Regions from separate parts of the Mus musculus genome. Here region 1 is linked to region 2. A link is a loop called in an ENCODE intact Hi-C map of the cell type or tissue named here. Cell type or tissue: left cerebral cortex. All regions are shown on one strand. Region 1 overlaps Dock11 (dedicator of cytokinesis 11). Region 2 overlaps Dock11 (dedicator of cytokinesis 11).

Region 1 (2,500 bases), 62 kb before region 2:
TATTTTATAAGAATTTAATAGTGAATTGGGGTCACCTGAAATTGTTATCAAACTTTGGAAACAAGATGTCTGTTAACTTATCCTATGTTTCAGAGCCTCAAATATTTGGGTATATTAAGGCATGTGTGGGTTTTTTTTTTCCAGTACTCATGGTTTTTCTTTGAAATAATTGCAAAGTCGATGGCCACATACTTATTGGAAGAGAATAAAATTAAGGTAAGTAGGCTCAATAATCATTTAATTAATTAACTAATGAATTAGTTGTGTTTGAAACAGCCTGTTGTCCAGGCTGGTCTCAAACCCATGTTCAACCTCCCAAGTGCTTGGATTATAGACTTGAGCCATCACACTAGGCTCTTTTTAATTGATAAATGGTAATTGCACATATTTATGAGAATAACCTGTAACATATATAAAGAAAGCTAAACTTTACACATAGCAATAATATGCAAATCTTTTTTCTAATGATTCTTGCCCTTTTCAAGTCTTGCTTATAGAAACAATGAGTGTTTGCCCAAATCTAAGCTCCCACAGTTCATGTGTTCTTACAGTTTAATGTGCAGCATCTCCTAAATAGTTAGAAATAATTATGGTAGGACATAGGTAATATCCTACAGTTATTTACTATACGGAATGCATGACTATGATGGTTTGCATTTCTTTTTAACAATGTCAATGTTGAATTGCTGGAGAGATGGCTTAGTGCTTAGTGTTTCTTGCTCTTGCAGAGGACCCAAGTGTGGTTCAAAGCACCTATGTCAGGCAGCTCCTAATTACCTGTTACCCCAGCTTCTGAGAATGTTACTCTCCTTTGAACTCTACAGGTACCCCCACTCTCCCTCCATATACACATAAATAAAATATACTTTTTCAAATAAAACTTTGTTGAAAAGATTCAGTGAGGAAAAAAGTAGCAAATCAGATCTGTTCTGTCTATTAGAAAGGATTAAGGTATATAATAGAAAGGGTGAAAAGGGCTCTTAAGCAACCAGCCTAGGCTACTCCATGAGTTCTGGGCCACAGAGAGCATTATGTGATAATGACTGTCAAACAAGACCTCAGGTGGATTTCTGATTTCCATTATGCACACATCTGAACCTAGGCACATGCGAATACACACACGAGCATTCTGTTCTAATTCATTCTATTATTCACAACAATCTTACCTTTCCTAACAGTTACACACATTTTTAGAAAAATAAAAAAAAACCCACAACATTAATACTTTTTTGAAATGTATCACTTTTTTTTTGTTTATATGAATGTGGTATCTTGAAAACATCTGTTTCTGCCTATGTGCTATTTCATGTCTAGTGTGTACTAAGGCTAAATAAATATTTGATATTAAAAAAGAAAGGGTGAAAAGACCGTTAGACAATATTAATATCATGTGTATATTTCTGCATGTATAATATTTCTGCATTGTGTAATAATATGAAATATATTTCTAAAATTTGGTATGTACATTTACTTGCTTTTTCTATTTTAATATTATTTGTCATTATTATTATTGTTGTTGTTGTTATATATATGTAATGTATGGAGGGGACCCCGTGTGAGCTACAGAGAATTTTTGAGACTTTGTGGAGTTAGTTCTCTCCTTCACTACATGTGGGTTCTCTGTATCCAACTCAGATCATCAGGTACTGGACAGCAAACAGTTTTTTCCACTGCGCAGTCTCACAGGCCGCTTATTTGGTTTTGAATTCTGTTTTAAAGATACATGTTGAGAATTCTGGAGCTGAAATGCCTAGAACCAGAAGGGTTTCAGATTTTTGACATTTTCAGGTTTCAGAATATTTGCATATACACATTGAGATAGGTATCTTGGGAACAGGATGCATGTTTAAACATGAGACTCATTCATGTGTCATGGATACTTTATACACATAGCCTGAAGACAATTTTATGCTTTACATTTGCACCTGTGTTTTGACTTCAATCAGTAACACACCATCAGGTATGGAATTTTCCATGTGTAGAGTCAGGTCTCAGACAGCTTCAGGTTTTTGAGCATTTAAGATTTGAGGCATTTCAACGAGAAACAACCTGTACAAAGAAGTTTTCTTGGTTACAGAAATCATAGTGGTGAGGCATGTGAAATGAAAATTCATCTCATAGGAATTTCATAGAATAAGTTGACTGAAATTGGGATACATGCTCATGTTCTGTACCAGAAAAAATAAAAGTAAAAGTAAAATAATAAATAAAATAAAATAAAATAAAGAAGTGTGCCTGCATCGCAGGAGCTTGGATTCCAGAGCTGGATTATATTGATCCATGCTATGCCTAATAATAATTTCAGACACATATTATTAGAGAATCAGATCATTCCTTTAAGTTCAGGGTCTAGAATAATGGTTCTCAGTATGTGGGTCCCACCCAGATGGGGATCTAATGACCCTTTCACATCACATATCAGATATCCTGCATATTAGATATTTACATTATGATTCATAACAGTAGCAAAATTACAGTTATGAAGTAGCAACAAAAGTAA
Region 2 (2,500 bases):
CAGAACAACAAAAATCCCTACACCATTTAAATTCAAAGATGTTCACCAAAAAATGATTTTCCATAGCAAAATGTAAAAAAAAAATGACCAATATAATTCATGTGTATTCATTCAGCCATTAATGTCATATTAAGCCACTTGTGGTTCACACCTCTAATCCTAACACTGAAGTGGCCAAACCAGGAAGACAACTGCAAGTTTAACATTATTGATGGTTACCTAGAGAATTCCAAGGTCGCCTGAGATAAGTGTGGAACCCCGTCTCAAATAATATAAATAAATAGTGTTAACACTATTGTCAATACTCCAGTAGAAACTATAGTAGTTTCAGCATGTTTTTATTGAGGTAGACTTCACATATTGTACAACTATTTTAATAAATATTTAAAGAATAAGATTATAAAACTGTTCAATGTGAATCTCAATTTTGAGAACATATATGCATACAAACAATTGGAAAGAAATATGTGAAATGTAGAAAACGCTAATTGCTGAGGACTAAGATTGCAGTGGTGTTCTCTGTTCCTCCTATATTTCTGTAGTCTCTATAGGTTTCTGTACCTTCCTTATAATAAAAGATAAATTATCTGTAAAACACAACTATAATCTCTCCCAGTAAGTGTACAATAGATCAGGAGCATAGTTGTAATGCCATGTTTCTTGTGTGGCCTCAAAGCGGTAAGCTATACTATCATTTTCTTTTCATTGATTAAAAAAAAAAATCTCCTTATAGGTAAATGCCAAAGAGCTTGATCCAAAATTCGCTCATATACAAGTCACTTATGTGAAGCCGTATTTTGATGACAAAGAACTCACAGAAAGAAAGACGGAGTTTGAAAGAAATCATAATATCAACAGATTTGTTTTTGAGGCCCCATATACATTATCAGGCAAGAAACAAGGTTGCATTGAAGAACAGTGCAAGCGTCGTACTATCTTGACCAGTGAGTAGGAATCAATATGTTACTTTCATATCTGTCTTGGTCCCTTCTCATATACACAAGTACCAGCTGGCCAGCAGGACCATGTGTCTGAAATGTGAATCATTTGTTATTTTACAAGTTTATACAAACATGTCCTTGTAATAAACCATCGTTTTCCCATATGTTACTCCTAATTGCTTAGAGGTGTCTCATAAAGATAATTTTATCCTTTCATCCTGAAGCAGGAGGAACTAGTTGGCACCCTTAGGATTTTTTCTAAGAAAAGCATGGGAAGGCATAAAACAAGTTGATTCTGGGTTTTCCTAGAATTCTACTGAATAAATTATTTTCTAAAATTGGTTTTGTGCTGCCTCATCCAACCTTGGTATGACGAGGTCCTGGTCTAATTGTAGCTCATTGGGCCTTGTCTGGTCCGGGAAGTCTGCTCTTTTCTGAAGAGAAACGGAGGGGGAGGAGCAGTGAATTTGGGGGAGAAGGGAGGTGGTTGAGAGGAGTGAATGGAGGGAAGTATATGAGAGAAGATAAATACAAAGAATTCTACTCATTGCTACGTTAAAAAATGGTCTTTGTATTTCATAGCTTCAAACTCATTTCCATATGTAAAAAAGAGGATACCTATAAACTGTGAACAGCAGGTGAATTTAAAACCAATTGATGTTGCTACTGATGAAATCAAAGATAAAACTGCAGAGCTACACAAGCTCTGCTCCTCTGTTGACGTGGACATGATTCAGCTTCAGCTAAAGTTGCAGGGCTGTGTCTCTGTGCAGGTATGTTGGTTGGTTGCGCAACAAGCTCAAAAGGCTGTTGATGTTTCTTTTGCTTTTATGAGGGCGCAGAGCAAGCATTAACTACTATTGTATGTTATATTCTTATTGAGAGCAAAAAAAATCAATATTCTTTTTTAACATAAGAAATAAATCACATTTAATTTATACGAATTTTGTATTATATCAGAAGACATTACAATAAACTTCTAAGGCTGGCCATGACCTGTATTATTACATCAGAAATCATTAACTATTTTATTGGAGTATCATTTTGCCAGATTAATCCCCTTAGTTAATGTTTTTCACACAAACTTCTCATGAGAAAAAAAATAGATCTCTAGGCTGCGGGTTTCTTAGGTATTTTATTGTGTATCTGCTATCCTCTCAGCCCTTGGGGGTTTTAATGAAAAGGGAAATGCAAACGCTCCTTTTGATTACATGCTTGCCACACTATCATTTCTTTCTCATGTGTAATTTAGGTCAATGCTGGTCCATTAGCATATGCGAGGGCTTTCTTAAATGAAAGTCAAGCTAACAAGTATCCACCTAAAAAAGTGAATGAGTTGAAGGACATGTTTAGGTAAGTGTTCGTCTTCAGATCATACCTCTATTCTTTTCTTCTATTTTCTGTTAAAAAAAAAAAAGAGAGAAATCAAAATATTCACTAAGTAAGGGTATTGTCTGCATTTGCAGTGATTATTTGATCTCCAAATTGCTCTTTAAGTAAGTAGTCAGGAACCATATGATCGGTTTCATACTCTGAGGCACTAACACTGCTCCTGTGAC

The links. Hi-C counts contacts between places; a loop is a spot of excess contacts. Peaks named below come from ENCODE experiments on the same cell type or tissue, not always from the same donor. Only the 100,000 strongest peaks of a DNase experiment are listed, where the experiment ranks them.
Region 1: a loop joins it to region 2, with 4 times the contacts of the local background. A loop is called at or near these places in 2 of 42 quality-filtered maps.

What each region holds. Positions count from the first base shown.
Region 1 is chrX:36,003,857-36,006,356 of GRCm38, forward strand. Dock11 (dedicator of cytokinesis 11) reads left to right here. Exons shown (of 53, transcript NM_001009947.3): 27 at 145-216. Among named protein-coding and RNA genes, the nearest start is that of Gm32904, 22 kb to the right of the region's middle. In left cerebral cortex, no CTCF peak of the experiment used is centred here; no DNase peak of the experiment used is centred here.
Region 2 is chrX:36,066,137-36,068,636 of GRCm38, forward strand. Dock11 (dedicator of cytokinesis 11) reads left to right here. Exons shown (of 53, transcript NM_001009947.3): 49 at 734-944; 50 at 1,524-1,714; 51 at 2,194-2,294. Among named protein-coding and RNA genes, the nearest start is that of Gm32904, 40 kb to the left of the region's middle. In left cerebral cortex, no CTCF peak of the experiment used is centred here; a DNase peak (open chromatin) is centred at 1,222.